7 separate regions of the Mus musculus genome follow, and all the other regions are linked to region 4. A link is a loop called in an ENCODE intact Hi-C map of the cell type or tissue named here. Cell type or tissue: heart. All regions are shown on one strand.

Region 1 (4,000 bases), 81 kb after region 4:
TGCATCCTAGATCACCCAGTGAGAAGGCCCCAGAGGCAGGATCTGAACTTCTAACTCGGGCTTTGTGCCTCTAAATCAGCCAGTGATTCCCAAGCTTTATTAACAGTCAGAATCACCCACAGTGCACACGGCAGCATCCTGACCCCCAAGATTCCGATTTCGTGAATCTAGGGTGGGGTTTCACGGTACAGTGGTAATGCTACTGTAGTCACGAGCCCTCGTTTTCAGAAACACCAAATAACATCTCAGCTACTTTTCTCTATCCACAGATACACGGTGATGGGAATGGGGAAGCATTTTGATTTGGGGGAAAGTTGTTTACGGGGAGGGAGAGATGGGTGCGTGTAACCTTCCCTTTCACAGCCCCCTTCCTGCTGGTACCATTCTGTGAAATTTCTGCCCAGTGGGCAGCTTGCCTCCATCTTCATGCCTCCTGGGATGAAGAACTCAGGCCCTCCGAAGGCAGCCCAGTTCATTTTCAGCCGATGTAGTTACCAGAAAGTTCTTTGTGTTGAGCTAATATCTACCGTCTGGGCCTTCTACTTCTCAACTGTCACATAACTGCCTTTCCGTCTGTGGGCAATCTGTGGGGGAGGGGCTGGTTCCAGGGACTCCAGAGGTACCTTGTGGTGGAAAGACAGTTATATAGCATACCCCCTTAGCTTTAAAATGTTTCTTATAACTTAAGGTCAAGACAGCCATATCTTAATATGACATTATGAGATAGTTACATTATCATAAGATAGAACCATTTATTTCCTGGTTAATCTATGCATGTAGCATAGATCTTCAATTACAGGAAAGCTACACTATTCTGGTCTGGTCCCGTCTTGGTTTTGCTACTTAGGTTCTGAAGGGAGAGTCAGCACTCCTTGCTAGACATACCTATGTCTCATCTATAGGAGTGGACTTGCTGAGGGATGTTGACAGGCCACGCTGCAGCCTGGAGACTCAGTTTGCAGCTTGAAACATCCCATTGCCTTTAGATTGGCTGGGCATGGGGGGTCCTCGTGGAGACAGTAGAATATGGCTGTGTGTAGAACTTTAAAAATGGATGATGCCTAATTTGCCACCATGTAGGTGAAAGAAAAAGAGGAACAGAAACCAGGCTTTCCTCAGAGGGGACTGTTCTCCAAGTGCATGCTCCTTCTATTTCTACCCTTTCTGGTTCTCCACATTTACCAACTCTTTCTACCATTCCTATTCTCCTTAGAAATCAGAAACTGCATATTGGAGCCAGTGGTTTTCCAAAGACCACAGGCTAGACAAACATTTCCATACTTTCCTATTTATCCAGCATCTTTGTATTCATCTTCTTCCCCACCTTGACAAGGTCTTGCTATGTAACTCAGGTGGCTGGCTTTTAAACATGTGGCCTCACACTCCTGCCTCAGACTCCAAAATCCTGGGAAGACTGAAAGATGTCACCTGGAGTAGCTTAAATCTGGTTCGACCGAGATTTTGAATTATCCACTTTTGATCACCAGCAAACAATTAAAAAAAAAAAAGATTGAAAATGTAAACGAGGAAAATACCTAATAATAATAAAAAAAAAGAAAAAAAAAGATTTTTGCACTCTATTCTTACAACCTTGCTTTTAAACAAAACACCAGACTTTTTCTTTATAAATGAAGTAGTTTGTTCTTCAGTGTAGTCACCCTGGGAAAGAAATCACTGAGAAATTATCTCAAGATGTCCTTTGTTCAAAAATTTTCTGGACAGTCCTTTGGAATTTCTCTCAAGAGCTTCTGATAAACACACACACACACACACACAGAGAGAGAGAGAGAGAGAGAGAGAGAGAGAGAGAGAGAGATACACATATAGACACAGATAGACATATGCAGAGACATAGACACAAATAAAAATAGATACACACACACACATATGCATAGACACCTATACACAAATATATAGACACACAGGCACATATACACATAGACACAGACATACAAACACATAGACACACACACAGATATATACACATAGATTCAGACACACACACAGTCTTATTTTCAGAGTTTACCAATAACAGGGTTTTCCCAACTTTGATCATCTGTTTTCTTCCCTTCCCTTCCACAACAAAAACCCAAGTTCTACTGCTCAGTGGCTCTGTCTCTGGGGTAATAGTGTGTGGGTGTGCTTCCAACCCTCCCCCTCCACAACGCTGAACCCCTAACCCCCTCTGTCCAGACATGACTTCTGCAACCTATGTGGAGATGTGATGTTCCTTCCTTTTGAAGAGGTTTTCGGGTTTGCTGGCTCACTGTGCTGCCTTCTCACTTACAGTTGTCAAAGGTCTAGAATGCCGCATAAGAAGAAGGCACCCTCTAGTGGAGTCAAGGTGCACATTAGCATGATAAAGGTTCTTAGAAGTCTCCCAGGAAAGGGAGCTGTTGAACTGGGTTGGCCACACTTGTGTGGCCACCTCTCTTCCAAGTGACACTTCCTGACCCCTGAAAGTTTCTAAACTATCCTGAGAGGCAACTGCTGTGTATCTTTGATGGAGTAGGACGGGCTGAGCCCCCCTTTCTGATACACACCTGGGAGACAGGAATTCTCGGGGGGGGGGGGGGGGGGGGGACGACTTCACTTCCTCTGCTCTTTACCATCATCTCCTCCAAAAGATCTTCCCCGTGCCTCTCCCTCCCCTTTTCTTACTCTCTGCTATGATGTGAAACATTGAGTCTTCTTTTCATGTCTGTCTTACATATCAGAACGTCCCTGGCAAGCCAGGCGTGATGGTTCAGGACTATGATCTCATGCGAGAGGTCCAGACAAGAGGATTGTGGTGAGCTTGAGCTTGCAGAGCAGGACCTCTGTCTCCTCAAGTGTTGGCTGGCTGGAAGGAACCACAGAGCCAGAGGGGGAGGAAACACGTGCCCATCCCCCCACGTTGTTGGAGCTGGTCTGTGCCTGTGGCCCACTGTATGCTCTCAGAGCAGAGGTTACTTCAACACTCCAAGCAACCTGGAAATGGTCTGAGAGATCACAGGGCTCCTTGGAAATATGTAAAGATTGCTTTACAGAGGACAACCGAGGACAAGGAGGCACAGAGTCAGATGGCATCGAGCAGCTGGGCCAAAGGTTTTTGGATGGCCAGGCTCTCTCCCTCTCTCTCCTCTCCCTCTCAAGGGTGCTGAGAGAGAAGCTGGCTGTCATAGACCTCCTCCACAGTCCCCCACTCTAGGCACAGACCTCCCCACGGGCCTGCAGACCATGCTCCTGAGGAGCATCCTGGGGTCTGGCCTCGAGGTCCAGAGACAGATGCTGTGAATGAAGGCATTGTGGCTGTTCCGTGCTTACTTTGACTGTCCTCGGGTCCCGAGTCTTCTGGTGGTTAGCTGAGGAAACTGCTGCCTTATGATCTGTAAGGGCGACACAAGAACCCATCAGGAGCAGTGGTGTACCAGGACTGAAAGGGGAAGCAAGCCGGTGCCGGTGCAAAGACTGGCTAGGAGTCTTTGGGAACACAATGGCACAGACTCCTGGTGTTGGGGTGGGGGAGGGGGCAGGTGGACAGTACATTGGCAGTTGTGGGGCTCAGACCCTGAGGGGCTCAGTGGGAAATCTCACCGGGCTACCATGCTTTATCTCCTCTTATTCACAACACAGGAAATCCCAGGAAGCTCTAAAATAGACCATTCTCCCTTGAGACCGCCATCACACTTGGAGCCAAACCCACCTTCAGTCCTGTAACTAGGCCTTGTGTACCATCCCGATTTTGTCCCTATGAGTTGGCCTCTTTCCACCCCCACATCTCACTACAGGAAGTTCACCCACATCTCACAGACTTGCTTCCATCTCTGCAGATGACATTTGGGGCTTCTGAACAAGATGCCCCTGCTCAGAGACCTCCTGGGACCAACCAGTGTCCAGTAGCAACAGTTGTCTCTTGCGTCTCCAGGTTCTACTGGAAGGCTTCTGTCTGAGTGCAGCCAGAGCGCTTCCTCACTGAGTACCAATTGCCTCTCTTGCTACTTGAATATAGCGTGTGTGA
Region 2 (4,000 bases), 180 kb before region 4:
TGAATTTATATGTTAAAATCAATTAAACTTTTCGAATGATGTTTTCATTGAACTTTTTTCGAATGATGCTTTCATTGAACTTAGTTTCTGGTATAAGTGCTGCTATACAAAAAAAAATGAAAGTGAAAAATGAAAGCAGATGTGTATTAAGCGTTGCTAAAGCAAGAATGGAAACATACTTACCTGTTAGTGTGATAGCCCTTGAGCGGCAACAACTAGAAGTTTTAAGCACTAACCAATAGCAGATACAAATACCCACAATGTTTCCTTTTGGATTAGTAGCGTTCACAAGATACAAAAGACACAATCAAGTAAGATTTCGCTTCCTAGTCTAGGTGTTTCTAACTCTTCCCAGCAGCCCTAGCTCCCCCTCATTGATCCACCTTTAGGCACAAGCAAGTCTTTTTTTTTTTCCCCTGAGCAGAGCAGTGACGTGGCAGGAGAGGCAGAAAATGACCCTAGAGGCTGGTGCTGGCTTGGACACCTCCTTCCTCCGCCCCTTCGTTGTCCATCCAGCACACCCTAGTTCCTGCGGAATTCCAATATAAGACGGGCTTAAGAGAGACGATCCAACTTGATCCCGAGTGGCAGCTCCGGGGCTAGACTAGATGCTGCTTGTGCATGGCAGGCTCGGTTTTGGATTGAGCTTGGGGTCGGCAGTGACTGCACTGGCGGCTGCTCCAGGACTCCTTCCCCCCTGCTCCCCAGTCACTCCTTGACACTGCCAGCGCCCCTCTTCATTCCCACACCTGCGGGCTTAGAACAGGCGTGGGAGTGGAGTTCCCGATTTAGGAAGAGCAGCGGGAATCTCCGCTTGGAGCCAAGCCCTGTGTACTTGAACCCACCGGGACCGTTTATCAACAGGTCAGAAGTTAAGTGGGGCAAGGAAGCTGGGCTCCTCCTCGGATGCCCCATCTCCTCCTCCGCACCAGCCTGACACTCAAGGCAAGAGGTCAGACCCAGGCTTCCAGAGCGACTCCCTTCAACTGCAGACACCGCGTCCACAAACTCGTGGACCCACTGGGGTAACCCCATACCTCCGTACGCCCCCCAACGACTCCCGCCCATCCCCCTCCCGTTCAGTGTCCCCCCGCAAAGGGCCAGGCTGGAGCGGCCAGGCCCCGGGGTCGTGCAGGTGAGGTGCAGATGAGGCTAACGGGAAAGGGCCCGGAGTGCGGCCACTCAGGCCGACGACACCCTCCCGCCCCCGCCCCAGCCATGGGACACACTCACTCACCGCGGGGTCGAGGCCGGGAGCTGCGGCCGGGCGGAGGGAGCGGTGGCACGGAGAACAGCAGAAGCGGCCGGGGCAGCAGAGGCCCTGATGCGGCCCGGGAGTGGCTTACGCGACCTAGATGCTCTTCTCCGGCTCAGAAGTCGGAAGACTCTCGGTGCGAGGTCGGTGCGAGGCGGCGGCGGCGGCAGCGGCGGCTTCTGGCTGCGGACGTGGCGCCTGACGCGACCCGCCCCCTCCGCAGCCTCCGGAGCTCCCGCCTCCTCCCGCGCCTCGGGTTCCGACGCGCACGCGCACTCGCGCCCCCGGCCCTCCGCCCCCCCACCTCCCGCGCCCACCGGTCGCTCGGCGCGCGCAGCCCTCCCAGCAGCCCCCGGCCAGCCTGCGCGCGCGCCTCATCCGGAGGGTCTCCCCGCCCCCTCCGCCCCGGCCACCCAATCAGAGCAGGCGAGGGGGCGCTGCCCCGGCGAGGCGCGCGCCTCCGGCCTCGCCCGAGTCTTCGGCCACTCTCCGGGCTCGAGGGAACTAACGGTTATGGGGGTTTAGAACTTCTCCCCTGAGGAGGGCGGCATGCTCGCCGGTGTCTCCCTCTCCTTCGCCCAGGGGCTTCAACCTTTAGCTGCTGCCCTAAGGGAGTGACGGGCAGGGCCTCTGTCAGTCGCTCTCCCCAGGGCGCTCTGCGAGCCTGTGTCACCGAGTGATAGGGTGAGGCGAGGCCTTGCTAATTTGTGTGGGGTTTTTGTTGTTGTTGTTGGTCCACCTGGAGTCCTTGAGCGTAAACATGTCAGGTTCGCCCTCATCACACAGCGGATGCCCAAGGCCTTTCAGGGGGCCTTGAATTTTGGTAGCGAAAGAAGGTTGGTTCATCGATGTGAGAATTGAACTGGAGAGGGAGGAAAACTGTCACTTCCTAACTAGGGCTTCGTCAGGGCCCCTCCACGTTCTTGCCAGCCTTGGGGGGAGGGGGGATCCCTGGTGGGGTCCTGTAAAGTATTGAGCAGCCTAAGAAGATGCTGTCTGGGAAGTCCTCTGGGTTCAGCGTTGCCTCTGCTTCAGATGGGAAACAGGACAGTGAGCTTCCAAGGGGGCTTGTGATAGCTGCCTAGGAAGGCTGTGAGGAGGAAGCAGAGACGTGACGAAATGGCTACCTGACTAGATAATTGCTATTAGCTTTTCCTTGACTCTCAACATCTTTAAGATAAAAATGACAATAAGTCCACCCTACACTTTTGGGAAAGATAAGAAGAGAGACTGTGGGTGTAAGGGGGCTTTACTGAGAAATTATACCAAAACGTGAGATTTTTTTTCTTTTCACGACCTAGTTATCAAGTGGAAACATACACAGGACAGGGGACCTCAATTTTTAAATGAAAGTAATCAGCGTGGTGTAACTGGATAGCAAGTGTTTATCAAGTCTCAGAAAAGGGATGCTAACAGCAACAACAAAAAATCCTGAGAGGGAGCTAACCTTGGTTCAGTTCTTAAATAGAATGAACTAGAGCTTAACCGTTATCAAATCGATGAATTAAGTCCATTCAGATCACTGTGCTGAAATTATGATAATCTTGTTTTACAGAACTAAAAGAGAATGATGATTAGGAGAGTTTGAACTGTGGTATTAACTGAGTACCAATCTTTTATTGTCATAGACTCCTGAATTCTTAATAGGATTTTAATAGGTGATTTCAAGATTGAACCCTGGGCAAAATTACAATGCAGAACTTTATAACTTTCTTTCCAAATTGACTTACAGTTTTGCTAGTAATTAAGGCTATAATTCAAAGCAGTGGTATATTCTGTTTCATAAACCAATGAAGGTACCAGGGAGCTTTTGGCTCCTTCTGAACCTACAAGTACAGGTAGTCCAGTATTTCTTATAGATCTGACCCCAGTCAGTTCTTGCTGTCTCAGTTTCCTTACCTATAATAATGGAGAGAGGGCCCAGTGGTTAAGAGCACTCACTGCTCTTGCAAAGGTCCTGAGTTCAGTTCCCCACACCCACATGTCAGCTCACAGCTATCTGATGCCATCTTCTTTTTAAAAAGAACAACATCCCATTCAGTTCTAAGCCACTCTTGTCTATATGAGAATCTTAATTGAATTGTTTCTATCCTGATGCTATCTTGATTTCAGATAGCTTGGTGTAACCAGAAGGAACCTCAATGAAATCAGGCCCTATTTATTTTATAGGCTGACCTCCATTGTAGTTCTTGATTCTAATACTGTAATATCTTTATTTCTATATAATGTCTTTAAATGTCTTCAAATAATGAGTTCTTAATGCAGTAACTTAAGGCAAAACTTTCTTATACTACATTATAAATAGCTGAGATTATGACTCAGTTTAGAGTACTTGCCTAGCATGCCCCAAACTGTACCTCCATCACCTAAAACAAAAGTTAATTCTAGTTTAAGTGCCTCAGTTTTTCTCTAGTTGGTTACATTCAAAAAATTAGTTACCTTATTGATACCCTGGAGTAATTAGCAGTGACATTGCTTAACAGACTGGGCTAGTTCAAAATGTTAAGACCAGAAAGTAGCAAGACAGAAGACAGAATTGTGAAAGCAAAACATAAATTATATGTTGTAGCACTGAAGCTGAAGGAGGGGTCCAACCTTCTGCTCAGTACAGGAAGTTGATCCAGTTCTTTGCATAAATAATTCCTTTGTTGAGTTGACATCATCTTCACAGTATTTCTATTGGCATTTATATGATGAATTAGTGTAAGGGCAACACATTTTTATGTTCACTTTGTCATATACTTT
Region 3 (4,000 bases), 51 kb before region 4:
CGATGGGCTCGGGAACATTCTGTTAATAAGCTGAGAACTGGAGTTAGACCCTCTCTATAGCTGCTTCCCTATAAAGAAAACCATGCATGCCATATTAGTTCAGTTCCTAAGGCTGGGGCTCTCCTCCATGTCATCTGAGAATAGGAAGACTTTCTTGAGGGGAGGGAGGGGAAAGGGGGGAGGATACCAACGTTTACAAATGACTTTAAAAGTTACTTTATGTAATATTTCCATAAGTTATCTTCATTTTACTATGTGGTTTTATCTTTCCTGCTTCTTCCTACATTTTTCTCCTAGGGTTTACACAAGCCCAGCCAATGTGCTTCAAAGAAGCAAAGGATTTTGAGACCCATCTATGTGACACTGCTGCCTTTCAGGAGAAACTGAGTGACAGACTAGAGAAATTTGAAGACAAAATACTTTGAACATGTCATTTGGAGAGGTTAGTTTTTACTTCTGACATTTACAGGGCAGCTAATTTTTCCTTTACTTTCAGACATTAGTTATAAATTTGGTGTAAAATACAATTTGAACATTACATAAATTCCTTGGTTTCTTCCAATGTGTCATTATCATGGTAATGTTCTTGGAGAAGTAGAACTATATAGCATGCCAAGCACCAAGGACAAGCTGTGCGCTCATGCTGTGTCATCTCTATGCGGGGCACATAGGGCTTAGGTGCGCCTTCCCACTCCAGCAGCTTACCTTATCAATTCTCTTCTCCATAAAATTGAGTAAAACGTGAATGGCCTCCATATTCATGCCATTGTATACCATGGTACTGTTTTTCAAAGCTGTGTCTTTCTCCGTTGTTTTATCACTGGGCAGTTCATCTAGAGTTGCTGCCTCTTGGGCTGTTTCTTCATGGGTTAATGGACAAATGAGAACATCCAAACAAGAGACTGGAACATTGCTTAAAAGGTTGACGGCATTACTGAAAGGCAATTTGAAAATACAATTATTTTAATTTGAGTGAATAGGCTTTTAAAATGCAAACATAATACAAAGTTCAGAGGTGACTTTTAGGAGTCAATTAAAATTTTTCTTTTTCAAACTGAGCCATTAATATGACTTGGCATTTACTAAAAGAAAAGAAAGACCTGTCTTAACCATACCCACGACAAAGTAAAAAGGAGCAATGGTAAACGGACAGACACAATGACAGGACAGCACGCCACCTTCTGAAACACTGAACAGGAATCAGGCAGCTGTAATGCCAGCTCTTTAATCTACTGTGACAATGGTGGCTCTGCATGCTCGTCAGGGCCTGAGCTGCTTTTGTGGGTCCAGTGCTGTTTATTGTCCCTCCGATTACAGCACCAAGCACTTGAGAAGCAATGTGATAAGCAGCTTATCACAGGCAACAACATTAAAGAGAAACACTACAGTATCAAGACTTGGGTTTTTTTTCTAATGTACAAAATACAATTTTTTATATTTCAAGGGAAAGCACAGTGCCCCCTTTCCTCTCTCACCGTTGGCTCTCACACTACTGTCCCATCTCTGTCCCAGGCCTTGTGACTTCCCTGGATTGTATAGGAGCCTGGGATGCACACCAGCAGGGGACCCAAACCTTGTATTTTGGCATTCCCTAAAAACCTTGTCCTAGCGCCCAGTATTCAAGAGGATAAAATGGTAGTAGAGATTCAGACCGAGGCATGTTTGCAAAGGAGATCTTTCTCCACATACCGTTTCACAGTTTTATCTGCCAGGAGAGGCAGTGTTCCTATGTGAGCTGATTTAATAGCCTGTACCCCAGGACTTCCTGGTAAACAACAATGGAAAGACAGGCATTACATTTCCTAGTGACACAGAAGCACGTCTAAAAATAACCACATCCTGACTAAAAATAAACCCTTGCAAATGTAGTTTAAAAGTATAACCGCCTGGAAACCAAAGTCAGGGCTTAATCCAGCCGATGCTGTCTTAATTCAGATCATAGCAATTTAAACGTAATTCATAGTGACATTCTAAAAAATAAAACAAAAAGAAAAACAATTTGAAGCATGGTTTTATTTCCCATGAATCAATATTTTATTCTCTTTATATTATGGAAAAAATTTTAAAAAATCATTTCTGAAAATCCGTTATAAATTAGACAGTACAGAAAATGAGTGACAATAAAGAGTGGTATGAACTGTGGGTCAGGAAACAAGTGAACTGTTGTTATGAACACATGGTCGCTGGTAAAGCCTAAGTTACGGTTGTCCTCACTGAAGCTGCTGTCAGTGCCACACACTCTCTGTCCTGTCATTTATGACTCTCAAAGGCAATTAAAGTACAACACTTTCCACACAAACTTTAGATTTCTTTTCTTGCAAGCTTCCAGGGTACCTAATTTATACTTTAAAATGGCTTGCTTCTCACTTAAGCATTTGGAAACTATTATTATTAGGAACCAGAGTCACTCGGGAGAAGAGAGAGGAAGAACTTTACCTAAGAATTACTCTCTAAACCGGTACAAGCCATTCCAAAATGCTATGATTTCCCCCTAAACACAAGACGGCCATCTCTGGAAAGCATCAGCAGTGTGACCCTCTGCATCTATCCCAGACCAGGCTGAAGAGTTTGAGAGTCGCTCTATTACAAAGGGCTGGTTCTCCTTTACATCCACTTCCAGGAGGAATGTTTAGAAATTCAGCATATCTAGGAAGCCAAATGTAGAGCTGGAATCAACAAATATTTGGATGTTTAAGGCTTTTCTTCTCATTACCTATTGAACTCAGTTCTCAAACAGCTACAAAATTAATTTTCTGGCTCGCTGTGTTCGAGCTATTCTTTTTAAGCAGGAAGGTCAGCCTTCTGAGCTCTGTCATTCTCTGACAGTTTTATTTGTGGTAGAAGAGTACATGAGATTCTCCAGCTTCCAGAAGTCGGTGCCAATGCACAGGTTTGCACAATGGTGTTTGCATTCCTACTCCAGGGGGTAGAAATGCTGTGTATATTACTCTCCTTTCCAGTTCCCAGAGACCATTAATCACTGTGCTGTGACACCCCACCCCCCCAGCTCAGGCTCCCAGCCCCTCCTGATACGCAGAAGGCTTACCAGCTGTGGGGAGGGAGGACAACCTTAGATTTGGCCTTCCATCAACTGCTGAACTCAACAAACACTGACAGTGAGGTGCATGCTAGCGGCCCACACCAATCCGCAGCAAGCAATGAACCTTACAGTCACATAGACTTTCTTCCTATTGAGGCTTATGTGTATATTTTCAAGCCTGGAAAGAAAGCTAGCCAAATCTGGAGATCTTCAAAAGATTCTCCTGATCTCTTTCAGTTAATAAAAAAAAAGAAAGAAAGAAAGAAAGAAAGAAAGAAAAGCTTATTATTTTTTCTTTTGTGGGAAGAGCACCTAAGATCTAACCTTTTTACCAAGTGTTAAATATATGCTACAGTATTGCTAATGGTAGACTCTGCTGTACAGCAACAATAGATGATACCACTCCCCCACGCCTCCCTTCTAGGCCATCACTAGCATAGGACCTCACCCTCTAAGTGTCTCTAGTTTAGATTCCTTATTAAAAGAGGATCATGCATGTGCCTGGTTCATTTAACTTGTTAGCATCTTCTATATCTACATACGTTCTTGGGAGTTTTAGGACTTCCTTCTTTGTAAAGGTGGGATGCTGTTCTGTTACACGGTGGGATGCTGTTCTGTTACATGCACACACTTCCCACATTTTCTCTGCTTATCTAGTGTTAGAGATTTCAGTCATCTCCCTTCCCTGCCCCGTCTCTATCTTTTCTCCTCTCCTTATATTTCCCTTATCTATTTGTCTGTTGACAGGCGGTCTTCATGTCTCTGACACTGTGAATAGTAATATGATGACCATGAGTATGCAAGTATATCTTTGGGACATTGATTTTTATTGCTTTGGAATGTACAACCATCAGTGTGGTTGCTGAAGCAAATGGCATGTCTAGTTTCAATTTTTAAAAGAACTTCCATACTGTTTCGCACAATGGCTATATTGTTTTACCTTGCTGCCAGTATACACAG
Region 4 (4,000 bases):
GATCCCAGTGTAGGTTTTCCCTCCTCCCTGGCTTGTGGAAAAAAGGTTCCTATCATTGTTAGCTAGCTGGCATATAGTAAGTGCTAAAAAAAACATTAACAGTTAATAGAAGTTCATTCAACACAATAGCCAAACTATTATACTTCTCTTTGTAAATCAGCTTGAAGCTCCCCCATATCTTCTCTGGAAAGCAATAATAAATCAAGTTAAAAATAATACAATATACGCAGTATGTACACCTACGCATTAAATGAGTTTCTCCTAAATTAGGCAGATATGATCAACACTAAAGCCTATCAGGTGAAGGGGCTAAGACATGACTAGAGTACAGTCCGTGCATTCTACCTAAGAATGTATCACAGCAAAAAAAAGGCACTAGACTTAGAGTTGGAGAGCTAGACTCAACTCTCAGTCTTATTTTTCATTGGGTATGTGACTTTGGGAAGACATTATTATCCTGAGTGTTACTCTCTGTGAAATGAGGAATATCCTCCTCACTGTCCTCACTAGATTGCTGGGAAGATTAAGTGGGTATGAAGGTTCTTTTAAAACAAGAAGTATGTCTCTTCTGGAGGTATTTTCTACTAAGCGCAGAAATGGGCATACAGGCAGTTCACTGATACAAAATATATGAGAGCGGAGTAGTAGGCACAGAAGAGAAGGTCCACAGGGGCATACAGCCATGTTTCTTTCAGAGAGGGCTGATAAATAGGCAGGGGAAAGGAACAGTAAGGTACCTGTTAGGTATATGGTGTAACTTGGTGATGGATGGGTCTTCAGAGAAGAGAGTCATACAAGTCTCCCAAACAGCCTAAAGGTGTTAGGTAGGCTACTTATTAAAGCAAACATGAGAAACTGCTGAAAGGAAAAGGAAGATCTAATGGTACTTGGAGAGAGAGCTCCTCCAGAGATGAAAGTGGTATTAATAATAAGATACCGATCACTGTAGCAAAAGACCAGTGAATGGATAGTTTGAAAACCTAGGTGGGAAGGCTCTGGCTCCCAGGAATGACCTTGGGCTAGTTACTTAGCCCATCTGGAGGCTCCATTGCAAAACACAGATAATACCTCACAGGATTGCTGTCAAGATTAAATGAGATAATGAACAGAAAAGCTGTTAATGCGATACAAATAACAGGTATTATTAGGAGTTGGATTTTCTACCCACTTGCAACATATGTCCATGACCTTGGGGCGTGATTTCAGTTCTTTGCACCTCGGTTTCCTCATCTATGAAATGGGAAGGTTGATACCATCTACTTTATAAGCACTTGGAGGATATCAAAGGAGATCACATAAAAGACATCAATGCCTGGTAAACCATACAATGGTACAGGTACACAAAGACCTGCCATCGTTGCTGATATGTTTTGTGCATGACAAGGGCCGTGTTTATGCAGAGAAGCATGTATTTTCACACTATACAGGTGAGAAAGCCTCGCATGCATTTTATGCATCCAGGAACGGGGCACTGGGCAGCCGCGCATCTACAGATTCTGGGGGTGTGCCTTGCACGTTTAGGAAGAAGACCACAGGACAGGCTGCTGGGCCAGAAATCGGAGTGGGCATTATAGTGGAGGCAATGGGTAGATGCAGGATGAACGAGTGGGAAAGGCTGGGGGCACAAACACGCATGCCCAAGCCGGAAACGTTTTCGGGGGAGAGCAATGCGCATCCCCGGAATGAGGGGGATGGGGAGGATGCGAAGTGCAAGCCCCGAAGGCGGCCCGGGGGGAGGGGGGACAAGACAGCGAACGCCCGGGGCCAGAGTTCTTTACCTTGTCGCTGTAATCCCTCAGGACCCGCTCGATAGCCCCCGCCTCGCCGGCCCGGACGATGTAGAGGGCGCGCTCTTCATCCATGGCCGCAGGTGCGGGGGAGCCGCAGCCGCTGTGCGCGCCCCAGCCGCTGCCTCCCAGGTAAACGCCTCGCGCCCCCGCTACCTCGCTCCTTCCCAGCTTCCTTCCTTCCCTCCTTCCCTCCCTCCCTCCAGCCTCCAACCCGCCAGCCTCCGCCCGGGCAGGCCCTACGTCACCGCCCCTCAACTTTCACCCCGCGACGTCACCGCTCCCCCAGCAACCGGCGCCCGGAGGCCTCCCCTGACAAGGCCCGGGGCTTGGTGGAGGCCTGAGGAGCCACCAGAGACTGAGTCAGGCCCAGGCCCTGCCTACTCCCCTAGGTCTGCCAGCCTTGGGGAAGAGTTGGGCTTCGCAGCGGGCTTCCACGAGCAGAACTGTCTCTCCTAACACTCTATGAATCATTCCCCCATAGCGGACGAGAACTGGCGGGCTGTTCCCCGCCCATCTGCGAGCCTACCGCTTCTACACTACAATTCCCGACATGCAATGGGCTCATCCCACGCTGTCATCTGAGTTATTAGTGAACTGAATAGCATGCCGGAATTGGTAGTCATCCAGTGCAAAAGACTTCCCTCTTTCCAGAGGGCATGCTGGAAAATGTAGTTCCCTAAAGGCCGGAAACCAGAATCCTGCGACCGCTGGAGGCCAGAGGCGGAGGGACCCTTCGTTGGTGGGAGGGTCTAAACTGGGGTTTAACTGGGTTTTTTGTTTTTGGGTTTTTTTTTTTTTTTTTTTGGTTTTTATTTTTTTCTTTTTTCTGACCTGCACTTAGACGCGGCTGGTTGGACTTACTGACGATGGCGAAACGGCCGACCCTTGGTAGTGGCTGTCAGCGCCAGGTTGAGTTCCCTCTATGCTCAGTTAGCGGTTTCCGTCTCTGGAATGCTCACCCTCCTCACCCGGTTGCAGTCCTGTTATGCACTAGGCTACAGCAACATGGGAAATTGAACACAGTTCTTTGTGGAACCCTAAGGAATCACAACAGATAAAGAAATTTGGAGAGATCTATATATCTATATAGATATTATTTGGAGATAGATTATTAGATTATGTATATATAATTTTATATTATATGTATGTATATGTGTGTGTGTGTGTATGTACATATATACATATATATTTTATTTCTATTTTCCAGATGAAGAAATTGAAGCTCAGAATTAATGAGGCATACCTGGGATTTGAACCCAGGGAAATTAGCTCTGCACTTAGTAATTGAGAAAGTTGAGATTTGAATCCAGGTCGTTCCCAAAGATGTAAATATCACACAACCAGAGTATCCATGGAGTCAGTGGTGATGGAGGCACATATTCTCCAAGTGTTAGTTCTGTGCCAGCCACTTACATTTCATCTGGGTTCACTCAACATCTCAAAAAATTAAATATTTGAGAATTTGTGCATTGCTGGGCATTATCCAATACAGTGTGGATACAGTGGCTCCCAAAACAAGTCCCAACCTTACTGGGTGGTCTGTTCTTGTGGACATCACCATGAACAGCCCTGCTGTTCTTGTTTTAAAATGAGCAGTCTTGAAAATTTAAAATGCATAGTTTTTATATTAAGTTTGGACCTGGAGCCTGTTCTGCACTCCCAGGCTCTCTCATAGAGAATAGATGAATTCTGCAAGAAATTTCCAAGCGTTTTACCCTCAAGTAATCATCCTTGTTGCCTTCCCCGTGGGCCTCTTAAGCTTTGCTGAAGAGGAAGGAGAGATGTACAAGTGTTTACTCATCTTCTTGGGTTTCTGTTACCCTGTAGTAGATCTGGGGAGATTTAAACAGTGTAGACGCCGAGCCCATGGAGCTTGGATTTTCTGATGATTATACTTTTCATGAAGCCAGTATTTTATTGACCATGCAGCTGAACAGTCATTGAAGAGCAGGAGACGATTGTGGTTTTGTTTGTTGTTATTGAAACAGATGCTGAAGCCAATCAGTAAAGAGAGAGATTCGTTTGGTTCTGTCCATGGCTCCTTGGTGTTATTCCCTGTGACCAGAGTGTACCTCATGGCTCCCTGACAGGGCATAGTAGAAAAACCTGCTCACTCCATGGCAGCTGGAAGGCAAAGATCCAGGAAAGAGCGAGGGCCCGATATTCCCTCCAATAGCAATAGCACGCTGCTGTGGACCTAACTCTCTCTG
Region 5 (4,000 bases), 300 kb after region 4:
GAAGGAGCTGGCAGGGTGGAGAACACTGAGGATGTCTATGCCTGCTATGAGTTAGACATGGTGAGGAAAGAAAGGTAGGTACATTGAAGAGGCTTAAGGTAGTGAATGAGGTGACAGCAGGTTCCAGTGAGCCAGTGCACCGTGGCTCAAAAGCTGAGTTAGGGCTGGGAAACACAGACAGAAGGACCAGAAAGCAGTGTAGTGGCCCATTTGGAAGACACCGAGAGTTCCAGCTCATGCTGCAATTAAGGACGATTGTGAGGAAGGTTCCTTACAGCAACACTGTAACACGACGCTGTGATCTACAAAACTCTCCCTGGAGAGCCATACCAAAAATATTAAAAGTAAAATAAAATAACACTCATAAAGCTTGGAGTTAAGTCTGCAGTTTTGGACTGGGCTACATTCTTAACTATCCTTTGCTGCATGGGCTGCAGGTCCTGTTGATTAGGAGTAGGGGAACACTGAGAAATAAGCCAAACACAAAGACAAATACTGTGTATTTTCCCTAAGAGGATCTTGGAACTCATTCTTCAAAGTCCCTGAGACAGTGAGGTTGTGATCCTACCACCTCTACATACCAAATGCTGAGATTAAAGTCGTGGGCCCCTACACCCTGTCATAGCAGGAATCAACCACGGGTGCTCTGGAAGAGCAACCAGTAGTCCTCAATCCCTGAGCCGCCCCTGGGTCCTAAGTCACTGATCAGGTCGCTCCCAATTAAACCCTTCAATGGTGCTTTACTATTCCCAGGGAGAAAGTCTAACACCTTCTAAGAGTTAACACATTTCAGAATCAGGAAGGCATCTTTTACTGCCCTCTTCCCCTAGCTCCACTAGATTTATTTGTTCCCCTGAAACAACTGATGGTGTGTCTGGGGTCATGTACAACCTGTTCCTCTGCCTGAATTTCTTCCTCGACCATCTTCAGTCCTAGATGTCCCTATTCTGTGCCAAAGATGTCAAGGTTCAGTGAGAATTTATATACCTTCTCAGGAAACAAAATCATGTCAATAACTGCACTTCCTTAGGCAGTTCACCGTGAAGCAATTATCCTTTAACTTTTAAGAATCTGATGAAAGCTATAGGGGCCCCTAAGAAAATACAAGATCAAAAATGGGGGACGAAGGGATAGTCAAGGTACTTAAACTAAACCTGCAGTCCAAAGAAACTGTGGAGTAAAAGGAAAATGATGACAAGGGTGAGATTCCCATTTACTTTTAGCACCAAAGCCGGCTATGGGACCTCAAGAACATTGCCTACGTTCTCAGGATCTCTGTGTCCTTCCAGGTGAGATCGGCAAGAAGATATTGGTTCCTGAGAGAATACACAAGGACCAATTCTTGCCAGTGCACACTTAAATTAGAAAAGCTTTACCCGAGAGCCATTCGCTAAGCTTCTAAACGTAGGACGCTACTGAGAGATCTGTACTTGCTGCTACAAACGCTCAAGAACCACACCTGGTAAAAGCTCACACACCCGGAGCTCCGAGCATGTGCAGAAGTTCTGAGCATGCGTAGAAGCCCAGGGACCCGCCCTCGTCATCCTGAAAACTCTCCCGGCAACGCCTCCTTAGTCGTCTCCAACCTCTTCCGCTGCCTGCGCTCACGGCACTTACCTCCACAGTCGGGATCGGCGCAGTCAGCTGCTCCGGAGTCAGGCTCCCGAACTCCTCGGCTAGAACATCCATTCCATTCACGGTAGAGGAAGAAGTCGGCAGAATGTTCACATCCGCCCGTGCGGCTCCAAGCAAGTAGCACGCGGAGAGTGGTGTGCGTTCTCCTCCGGTGTCCCCGTGGCGCTTGTTTACGGGGAGGCGTTTCAAAAGGTTCCGCCTGGTCAGGGCCTAACCTGCGGAGGAACCCGGAAGTGACCGAGCCGGATGTGGAAAACTACACCCACTGGTGTACTTCCGAGGTCTCGCCGGGCTAATCCTAGCCTCTTGACAGGCTCATTTCCAGTATCCCCAGAATGATTGAATACGGCAAAGTATAGTAGTTCTAACTGTATAACTAATCTGAAAAATGACTCGATAATACACATTAGTCACAACATGAACTTCTAAAGCAGAGATTTCAATTAACTCAGTCTAAACTGCTTGTATGTTGTGTAGTACAGAAGAGCAAAAGTCCTTGCTTAAATAATTGGTGGTACCTGCGTGTAATGAACAGGCATCAGCCGGGCGTGGTGGCGCACGCCTTTAATCCCAGCACTCGGGAGGCAGAGGCAGGCGGATTTCTGAGTTCGAGGCCAGCCTGGCCTACAAAGTGAGTTCCAGGACAGCCAGGGGGCAGTAAAAGATGCCTTCCTGATTCTGAAATGTGTTAACTCTTAGAAGGTGTTAGACTTTCTCCCTGGGAATAGTAAAGCACCATTGAAGGGTTTAAACGGGAGCGACCTGATCAGTGACTTAGGACCCAGGGGCGGCTCAGGGATTGAGGACTACTGGTTGCTCTTCCAGAGCACCTGGGGTTGATTCCTGCTATGACAGGGTGTAGGGGCCCACGACTTTAATCCCAGCATTTGGTATGTAGAGGTGGTAGGATCACAACCTCACTGTCTCAGGGAGTTTGAAGAATGAGGTCCAAGATCCTCTTAGGGAAAACCCAATAAATTATATTAGAATAGTTAATTAACGGTTTGGGGGAAAATATGTTTAAATCCTATGTCGATGAAATATACCTTAACAAAACACTAGAAGGAAACGTCAGAGGGACGGAGTTTGTTACCACTACACCGAATAAACGAAGGATTGCACATAATCCTCCCACGGCAGCACAGACACCTATAATCCCAGCATTTAGAAGCTAGAGGTAGGAGGGCATCCAGAAATTCAAGGGCATCCTTGGCTACCTAACAAGGTCGAGGCCAGCCTGGGCTACATGAAACCCTGTCTCCAAAGAAAAGGTAATGTATTAATAACATTGATTGGTGAAAGATTTCAAGGATGGCAACGGAGAAAGCATAAGAATTGCTAAAAGTTGTATTCCATTAATTTTTAAAAAATTAGATACACCTATAAAAAATCTCTATGAATAGTAAACACACAGTTGGTAGAAGACAAAAGGATTTGTCACTGAAATTGGAAATGAGTTCATGCAAGTCCAATGGTAAGAAAAATCCCATGGGAAGAAGAGGTAAAAGATGCCAACAGTTTTTAAATGAGTTTCAGTTTGGGAACATACAAAAATTGTGGAGATGGATGGTGTCACATGAGTGTGTACAATGCTCCTGGCCATTTAATAGTTGAACTATTTAATAGTTCACCTGTATAATTAGCACCATCTAATAATATGTGTTCTTTTTTTTTTTTAAACCTGGTCCAAGGTAATCTGCGTACAGAGTTAGCTAGTTAAATTTCAGTGCTTGTATCTAAACGTTGTGCTGATAGACTTCTGAAACTAAGTGAAGAAAGAAAGAAAAAAATTACAGGCCACCAAGATGGCTCAGTATGTTAAGTCACCTGCCACAAAGCTTGAAAAGCCGCGTTCAGCCCCCAAGACCCACATTGTAGAAGGAGAGAAGCAACTCTAAAGAGCTGTCCTCTGATCCCCATACTCACATGTAAGACAAATCATTTAAAACTAAGAATGATCAGCCCCCCCCCCCCTTAAATCCTTAAGATTTACTCAGAGAAACTACATTTGAATGGTCCCTGTGAGTTATTATACCAGAGAGCACCCTACTTAGTGTAGTCTGGAAGGGGTTGGGAAAGGGAGCTGAAGACTTGAGGACATCAAGTTTGGCTCAGGTGTGTCAGCTGTCTTCTACAAAGTCATCTTGGATTCCCACTATGAAGATGGTTCTACTGTAAACCAGATCACAGACACCTGGAGAACTAAAAAATCTCAGCTTTCTGATTGGCAGGCTGGAGCTGGAAATCTGCATTTCTAGCAAGATCTCTGCTGCTGTGACCTAATACCATAACCTCTGTACTTGTCTAGTTCTTCAGTCTGTGAATGCTGGAATGAAAATGGCCTTGCATTCCAGGTTCTAGTGCA
Region 6 (4,000 bases), 210 kb after region 4:
ATATCATGAAGAGCTAAACAGAGGAAACAAGCCTGCCTGCTTCTTTACACTGTGCTAACACTCTGCTTTCTAGTGGCTGCCAACAAGACTGCAGCTAGGGCGTGTAGAGCTGGATTCCAGAGCAGACGTACAGTTTCTTTGATATTTATTTTGGTTGAAAAGGTTTTTTTTTTTTTAATCATACCATGGGTATTCATGCTTTCCTGTATAAATAACAGAAACTCACTTGCTACGCTGTAGCTCAAATCTAGCTGTGTGCCATTGTCTTGTGTGACGTGTCCCTTCCCTCTAAAGCCACATCTTATCCATACTGAAAGGATCTGACAGAGGCCGGAAGTCACTGAAGCCTACTTTGAAAGAGAGCAAATCAGAAATCTAGGTACCCTGAGGCCACTACTGTACAGCAAAGAACAACATGTTGGACTCGGCATCTCCACAAGGACGGGGTAGAGCCTGGGAAGGCTGGTGAGAGTCAGGGTTCCGATAGCCCTTAAACACAAAACCAAAGAGAAAAGGCAGCGCCTCTCAGGCAGGACCCACAGGGATGCTGGTGTCAGCCTGGGAGAGGCTGCGGTCCACCCTCCACACCACCAGGAGAAGGTGGGAACTGGTTCAGGCAGGCTGGGACTTAGGGATGGCAGGAAGACGGAAGACTTGGTAGCCTGGTTTTAGTTGACGTGTTTAATTGAGCTGATTTAACCTCACCAGGCTATTAAGATGACATACATGCTCATTCCTACAGTCAGAATCTAGTCATTTTCCTCTGGGCCCGATTACTCTTCACAGCACAGCTTCCTTTTGGGAAGTTTTTTTTTTTTTTTTTTTTTTTTTTGTTTTGTTTTGTTTTCTCTTCTGCCTTTTTCTGACATTTGCTGACAAAAACATACACAAGGAGCTTTTTTTTTTCCATTCCGTCTTATAATAGAATTGCTTTGGTTATATTTGAACCAGGGGCACCTGTAAGCCAAAAATTAAATCTTCGCTAACTTAAAATTACTTGAGCCTCTGAAACCCCTTTTATATGCCAAGATGGTTCCCATAGCAGACAGCCCTGTGTTGTTTGTTTTGTGAGAAAGCGAGTGATAAAAGACCCATGAAATCGACACAGAAAGCCAGAGCAGCAGAGAGAGGCGAGGACTCTCCATCACCACGGCTTCTCCCCTCTGCTGACTTGCTGAACAATGGGAGCTACACATCCAACTGCAGATCCAACACAGCTGTGCATTTCATTAAATGAAGAGCACTAGTGACACAAGTAAATAATTAACTTATTCTGCCCCACTGACTGTGCTTATGAGACCAGTCATAGCTGACAGAGTTTAATACAAGTTAACACAAAGGGGCCATAATGAGCTTAGAAGTTAAAACAAAATATTTAGACAGAATTTGATGATCTTGAATCTCAAATTAGACAGATGATTTTTAAAGTCTGCATTTTATTGAATCCATCAGGGGTAAAGAACGTTCCTGACCTTTGAAACCCACTTTTCCCCCATATATATTTTTTTTTCTTTTACATTTCTCTGGTTTAGAAATATGTAATCTTCACAACATTGGGAAGGTTTCTTCTCTTTTCTTGCAATGAAAAATTAAAACTGTGTTTCATCAAAGAGCAGAGGCATAAGGTCCATTCTGGCACTAAGAACTTTAGAAAGTTGTGGTGCCCTCCCTTGAATGCTGGCTTAAATGCAAATGCCACGCAGTGTGCTCCAGAGAGTTAACTCCCACCCTGCATCCCAGGAAAGCGGATGGGCTGCAAAGAAAGCATGGCTAATGGGAGCTGTTGGGAAATGATTACCGATTCATACCTTAAATGCTTACACAGCACTTCAGATTGTAAAATAAAATTTCATCCCCTGGCCGGTGCTGATGTCTCAACTCCATTGTTTATAGCACAGCCTCCTGGTAGCAAAATGCAAATACATTTTGCTCAGGAACTTTGATGTACTCACTGGAGGCAACTGGGAATTAGGCCACAGACTGTATCACAGGACTCTTAGCAAACACAAATTCATGAAGAAAAATAGAAGCCGGGAAAGTTAGGAGCAGACGATGCCCTGCCAAGAGAGTGTCACTCCATCAGCACTGACACTAATTCCAAGGGCAGAGAAGGAGAACTTATGGAGTCCAGGGAAACTCTCAGAGGACCCAGGTACTGCAGGTTCCACTACCAAGCTGCTGTCTTTATTTCTACGGCTTCAGAGAGCAACCCAAAAATCATGTAGGTACAGGTTGTCCAGAGAAAATACAGCTGGAATTATGAATCACTTCATTTTCTTAGAATGCACTTCTAATAACTAATATTATGGTAACTGACCTATTAGTTTTAATGGGTTAGATCTGTGTGCTGGAACACTTTAAATAGACAAGTTAACATATCAGAAAAAAAAAAATCAATGTGTTGTAGCTCATGCCAGTAATGCAAGTATTGGAGCAGCAGGAGAATTCTGAATTCAAAGCCAGCCTGGGCTGCTCAGCAAGACCCTGTCTCAAAAACAAACAAACAAACAAACCACTCCAAAAGAGAAAAAAAATTTACCATGCTAAAGCCTTATCAAGACAACTGCAGCCAGTCGTGGTAGCGCACGCCTTTAACCCTAGTACTTAGGAGGCAGAGGCAGGTGGATTTCTGAGTTTGAGGCCAGCCTGGTCTACAGAGTGAGTTCCAGGACAGCCAGGGCTACACAGAGAAACCCTGTCTCGAAAAACCAAAACCAAACCAGACCAACCAAACAACAAAAAAAAACAACTGCAGTGATCTATTTAATGCAAGAGCTATTTCTGAGGAGACACCCCCAGAAAGGGCTGACTAGTATGCAGTTTTCTATTGGTTGTCACACAGCACTCAGATGCACTGTGTGACAAACACTCTAAGGAGGTGAGGACACAACTCTAGGCAGGAGATGCAGCTGACATAGATCAATCCGAGCAAATGCTGGAAGCATAACTGCACTCCCTGCAGCTGAATGCCATGTAGGACACATCACAGGGAGGCTGCTAGAGCCTAACACATCACACTGACTACAGCCTAACCAACTCACTGGGGTTCGCGTAGGGAGATACTTTACCATCAGGAGGCCATGTACTCACACTGCTTGGGAGGACAGAGAAAGTCATCCTTTTTCCCACAGTTACAGCAGGAAGGGAGCCTTTTCCCTACAGTTGCACTGTAGGAAGGGAGCCTTTTCCCTACAGTTGCATGGCACCAGGAGTCTGGAGTCTGTGGTCTGGACTGTGAAGGAACAAACACGACTTGTGCCATGTTCATGAGGCTTATGAACATGACGAGATGGTATCTGTAGAGTTCATCTCTCCTTGGATCACACTCCAGTGGAGGGAAGATAACAAAGAACCAGGTGACCTTAATTTAATCTGATGCTCTTCTGTTTAACAGATACTATTCAGGCCGTCAGTGTTTGACTAGAAAGGAAGAAAAGTGATAAAGCCTTAGGAGCTTAGTCTTTTTACCTCCATCAGGTGCTCCATCAGGCAATTAATTGTGTTAGAAGAACCAATGGGCTAATATCTGAGAGCAACTTTATGGTCCTTAGACAAAAATCTAAATGCAAGGGATTATTATTATATAAGGAACCTAATTGCTCTCAGCAGGACGTACTCTAGAGGAGATCAACTTAATGACTGGCCAGTCAGGAGCAGCTGCCCAGACTGGCTGTGGAGGTTGGAACCTGCACCCTTAGTGTGTTCTGGCCGTTTCACATTATCAAGAAGCTGTCTTCTAACATGCATGAGTGTCTAGTGGGAACTGCTTGTGCTGATGAATATGGTACTACATGGGGGGGCTAAAGCAGCAGCCAGAACGTTCTCAAGTTGGACTGTTCCAATCACCCAATAAGTACTTCTAATAAACTCGGGTCGGTGGGCCTAAGAGATGCAAATTTCTAAATCAAAATGTGAAGGCTACCACAGGTGGCCTCCTTTCTTCCCTTTCTCCCAGCTATCAACTAACCTTTTCTTTTCCTCACCACCACCTTAAATCATC
Region 7 (4,000 bases), 280 kb after region 4:
GGAGTGGTTTAAAATATATCTAATCAGAATACTTGGGCCTCCACACATGCCTAAGCTGGGAAAGAAACCAGGCCAAGCAATGGTGAACGAGACCATAAGCAGAAAGCATGCGCACCGCCAAAGCTTTCCAGCCAAAGCCTGAGCTCGTCCTATCAAGTCACTGAATCTCGGAGCCCTATCTCAGCAAGGATCACCAAAGGAGCTCCAGCAAAAAGACTGTTTAGCCTTCAGCAGCCATGGCTACAAACAGATGATCGCGTCGCCATGGAAACAAACAAAATGCCCACCCATTTTGCTTTACAGACATAATTTAGGCACCTGAAAAGTAGCATTCCGTGGAACTCTTTGTACTCCTGAAACCTCATCATTCCCACTAATAAATAAGTCAGGAGAAAATGCTGTACAATAATAACCTTAGGGAAAAATGGCCGAGATAATGTTTGTCTGAAAGTCACCAATGGTCACATGGTCAGTTAGAAAGTGGCATGATGGGCTGGTGAGATGGCTCAACAGGTAAGAGCACCAGACTGCTCTTCCAAAGGTCCTGAGTTCAAATCCCAGCAACCACATGGTGGCTCACAACCTTCCGTAATGAGATCTGACTCCCTCTTCTGGTGTGTCTGAAGACAGCTATAGTGTACTTACATATAATAAATAAATAAATCTTAAAAAAAAAAGTAGCATGAAACTGTTCTCAAACATAGACAAAGTATAACTTTTAAAGGTAGGAAAAAGAAAACACTAGTGAGCATGGGAGAATGACTTGAACCTATGGAGAGACACTGATATACACTGTGTAAGGATTCTGATGAAGGCGACTAAGAAATACAGCCAAGCTCTGGTTTTCTGTAAAGTAGCTGAAATTATTTATTGCTAGCAGCAGTCCTGGTAGATAAGGGAACATCGATGACTCCTTTAAATCTGCAGTTGTTTCTCTTTAAAGACAAAAAGCACCCATAGAAGTTGGTATCCTAGAAACAAAGCCTCGCTCCCAAGATCCTTTGGGGCTACAGATGCCACTGCAGTGCCAGTGCTGAAAGCTTGTGACATAAAATGGGAAAGGGGAAGATTCACGGGCAGGAGAACCTAGGCGGTGATTCAGACCCATAAATACGGCTGCTCCAGGCCTCACAAGCCCAAATGGTCAGACTCAGACTCACCAGGGCATCGGGAAACCCTGCCACTTTTGCTGCTTTTAGCCAATTGTTGGTTACAATCGTGTCCTAATGACTGTCAACGGCTGGGTTAGGGCCACACCACACACAAGGGGAAACGACGTGCTTCTCCTAGAGCCCCAGTTTATTTTCCTCAGCTCTGACAAAAGTGGGTAAGGAAGGCTGAGCAAAGAGAAAAGCCTTCTATCCTGGGAACACGTGATTTCATTTGGGCTTCAGAGGTGAGTTTTCTCTTGAAAGATGAGTTACTCAGGACTCAGAGAGGTAGAGAATTCTGCCCAAGATCACATAGCTACTAAGTGGAGAAGCAGAGATTTAGGCTACTCTGTGTGTCTGTAAACTCTCCAGGACCCTGCGCTGCCACCCAGGGAGAGATGTGAGAGGTGATAAAAACACAAGTTTTCAGCAGTGGACTGAACACTCCTGAAGGGGAGACCCAGAGTGACAACTGTATGCGATCAAAAGAAAAGGGGGTTAAATGCTTATCTTAAACGTTAGACACTGCTTGTCCTATCAATTAATAAACACATTTTTGGAAAGTACATTAATAATGACCACATTTCAAAGTCTCAGCATGTGTCTAAGACTGAAAACACCTGAGTTGAAAAAAAAAAAAGAAAAATATACCTAAAATCCTACTTTAGGAAACTGAAAAATAAATTACACACATAAAAATCCCTAACGATGAAGGTGCAGACAGAAGCCATCGTCTACTGTAAGTAAAATACAAATAAGTTGTTACGTTCATTACAAGTCACAAGAAAAAGAGCTGTATAACAGAAACAAGCTTCACCCTTTAGAGCGTCTCTTCATTTTTCAACTGGCTACATCATAAAAACGACAAACTGTTAACTCATAGCCTTTCTTTTTTTTTTAGATAGAATTTAAGTCAGCTATATCTGTTTATATTTTCAACATAAATATTAAACAAATCTGTAACAGGAGAAATTGTTTTATTAAACTTTGGTCATGTAGATAAAAAAAGGAATGTTAAAAGCTTTCCAGATTTTTAATCCATGTATGCATCTCATTACACATGGTAAAAAGATCATATACTTTCTGTGTAATTAACACTCTTAGTCTAAAAACAGAAATGCTATTCACATTCAAAAACTTTGGGGGAAAAAAAAAGTCCCATGGATACATGGAGACATACTGCCCTCTGCTGAAGATATAATTCGAAGCTGGCAAATAACATTTCTCCATCATTGTGTATGTACATGAGACACTTTGGGAGCTGTAGGATTCCTCTAAGAAAAGCCATCACACAGACTTGTTATATTATAATACACACACACACACACACACACACACACACACACACACAAACACACACACAATTCCTTCTGTGCGTGAACATCCAAACTTCAAAGAAAGGAAGACAGCAGACATGTGTGAGACTCTCTGGACTACTGATGAAATGGTCCTCTGACTATCACTGTCACCTGGTAAAGAAAATTAATGACTCAATCCTTTCTAAAACTCAGAAGCATATTAAGCTAAACATAAAAAATATCCCACAGAATCACTTTCATATGACTGCATCTCAAATACAGTTATTTCTCAAGTTAAAGAACCTGTCTAGTCAGCATCCAGTCCATACCTGAGAATGACCAAGGGCAGAGCCCATCGGAAACTACAAACCAGACTTGAAGTCGGATTCCCTGACTCTCATGCTCTCTGGGAACATCTTTCTTTAGTAGAGGCTCAGTCTCTTGTTACCCCAAATGATTTTCCGTTTTAACCAGCTTACTGCCACTGCTGGAGATTTCTGCCTGCTGATAGAAGGGATTTCTACTATAAAGCAACTATGGCTCAGGAATGCTAAGTCCTAAAGTGAACCGGAAGGGCGGCCACCGAGCAGTGCTAGTGTCTAGGATCATTTGGCATGCTGTGCTGAGCCTCCTGAGACCATCTGGGCTCTTGATCAGCCAAGCTAGTCATCAAGCTCCACGCTATACACATGTACACCTCACACATGGTAAGTGGCCACAGGAGCTCTCCGAGAACAGCATCAATTCAGCATTTCTACAGGAAACTGCTTTTCAGGTTCTAAGCCAACACTTCGAACAAACTTTTAAGCATCTAGTTGTATAGTAAAGATACCAGTTTATTTAGAGACAAGAGAATCTAGAAGTCTATAAGAATGAACAGATCTAGAATGTCCTGGATAGAGCCTACAGATGTCCCTGTGACATGTCAGGGCACGTTTGTAACATCAAGGGCTCTCATGGCCATGCACAGTCTGTCCCGACACACAACTTGATGGGACTTAGAAGCTACCCGGAGACAGGCTTCTGGACATGCTGGGGGACCGTCTTGATTAGACTACTGAGGTGGCAAGACACAGCCACTCTAGGTGATGTCATTCCCTGGGCTGTGATCTCAGACTTCATGAAAAGGAGGAAGTGAACTGAGCAAACACATCTATCCTTCTGTTCCCTGACCATGGATGCAATGTGACCAGCTGCTTCAGGCTTCTGCCATTTTAATTTTCCTGCCATGATTAACTGTGAACCAAAATAAACCCTTTCTTCCTTCTTTTACTTTTGTCAGAGTCACGTTTGCATGTACAACGATCAGGCACATCCAAGATGTGAGTTACAAAGCCAAAAAAGAGCTAAGTGTAAAATAATGTGCACTGCATGCATCAACAAAACAGATCTATTTCTATTCATGAATATGCAAACTAGCTCCTGAAAGACTCATGGGAGACAGTAATAGGGTGGTGTTTGGTAGCACTGTCTGGTTAGGGAGAGGGTAGAGAAAGGCTTACTCATCACTACCTACCAAAATGCTAATTATGTATGAAAGAACACTAGGTC

Evidence for each region. A loop is a pair of places that touch in the nucleus more often than their neighbours do. Peaks named below come from ENCODE experiments on the same cell type or tissue, not always from the same donor. Only the 100,000 strongest peaks of a DNase experiment are listed, where the experiment ranks them.
Region 1: a loop joins it to region 4, with 2.0 times the contacts of the local background. A loop is called at or near these places in 4 of 42 quality-filtered maps.
Region 2: it touches region 4 in a loop (6-fold over the local background); 6 of 42 quality-filtered maps call a loop at or near these places.
Region 3: a loop joins it to region 4, with 4 times the contacts of the local background. A loop is called at or near these places in 8 of 42 quality-filtered maps.
Region 5: a loop joins it to region 4, with 2.3 times the contacts of the local background. A loop is called at or near these places in 2 of 42 quality-filtered maps.
Region 6: it touches region 4 in a loop (2.0-fold over the local background); 2 of 42 quality-filtered maps call a loop at or near these places.
Region 7: it touches region 4 in a loop (2.2-fold over the local background); 5 of 42 quality-filtered maps call a loop at or near these places.

The regions. Positions count from the first base shown.
Region 1 is chr10:84,834,661-84,838,660 of GRCm38, reverse strand. Rfx4 (regulatory factor X, 4 (influences HLA class II expression)) reads right to left here. Exons shown (of 18, transcript NM_001024918.1): 5 at 3,307-3,368. The region is part of intron 2 of Gm40728 (a long non-coding RNA gene); the gene reads left to right. Among named protein-coding and RNA genes, the nearest start is that of Gm40728, 27 kb to the left of the region's middle. In heart, a CTCF peak has its summit at 2,332 (motif pointing left); no DNase peak of the experiment used is centred here; H3K27me3 peaks cover 515 bases.
Region 2 is chr10:85,100,235-85,104,234 of GRCm38, reverse strand. Fhl4 (four and a half LIM domains 4) reads left to right here and starts at 1,740. Exons shown (of 2, transcript NM_010214.4): 1 at 1,740-1,939. It overlaps Tmem263 (transmembrane protein 263), which reads right to left and starts at 1,608. Exons shown (of 3, transcript NM_001013028.2): 1 at 1,238-1,608. In heart, no CTCF peak of the experiment used is centred here; DNase peaks (open chromatin) are centred at 884 and 1,654; H3K4me3 peaks cover 2,731 bases; H3K27ac peaks cover 2,471 bases.
Region 3 is chr10:84,966,797-84,970,796 of GRCm38, reverse strand. It overlaps Ric8b (RIC8 guanine nucleotide exchange factor B), which reads right to left. Exons shown (of 10, transcript NM_183172.2): 5 at 706-934; 6 at 1-68. Gm34633 (a long non-coding RNA gene) reads left to right here. Exons shown (of 3, transcript XR_003948930.1): 3 at 298-425. Among named protein-coding and RNA genes, the nearest start is that of Gm34633, 35 kb to the left of the region's middle. In heart, a CTCF peak has its summit at 1,716; a DNase peak (open chromatin) is centred at 2,896; H3K4me3 peaks cover 598 bases; H3K27ac peaks cover 2,723 bases.
Region 4 is chr10:84,915,604-84,919,603 of GRCm38, reverse strand. It overlaps Ric8b (RIC8 guanine nucleotide exchange factor B), which reads right to left and starts at 1,991. Exons shown (of 10, transcript NM_183172.2): 1 at 1,779-1,991. The coding sequence starts at 1,862. In heart, a CTCF peak has its summit at 2,490; DNase peaks (open chromatin) are centred at 2,043 and 2,353; H3K4me3 peaks cover 2,090 bases; H3K27ac peaks cover 1,753 bases.
Region 5 is chr10:84,620,156-84,624,155 of GRCm38, reverse strand. It overlaps Polr3b (polymerase (RNA) III (DNA directed) polypeptide B), which reads right to left and starts at 1,858. Exons shown (of 28, transcript NM_027423.2): 1 at 1,618-1,858. The coding sequence starts at 1,689. It overlaps Gm17249 (a long non-coding RNA gene), which reads left to right and starts at 1,511. Exons shown (of 2, transcript XR_380645.4): 1 at 1,511-1,959; 2 at 2,698-3,633. In heart, a CTCF peak has its summit at 2,272; DNase peaks (open chromatin) are centred at 1,695 and 1,815; H3K4me3 peaks cover 1,984 bases; H3K27ac peaks cover 1,518 bases.
Region 6 is chr10:84,708,209-84,712,208 of GRCm38, reverse strand. The region is part of intron 23 of Polr3b (polymerase (RNA) III (DNA directed) polypeptide B); the gene reads right to left. Among named protein-coding and RNA genes, the nearest start is that of Rfx4, 46 kb to the left of the region's middle. In heart, CTCF peaks have their summits at 99 and 1,913; no DNase peak of the experiment used is centred here; H3K27ac peaks cover 340 bases.
Region 7 is chr10:84,640,109-84,644,108 of GRCm38, reverse strand. The region is part of intron 9 of Polr3b (polymerase (RNA) III (DNA directed) polypeptide B); the gene reads right to left. Among named protein-coding and RNA genes, the nearest start is that of Gm17249, 19 kb to the right of the region's middle. In heart, a CTCF peak has its summit at 2,345 (motif pointing left); no DNase peak of the experiment used is centred here.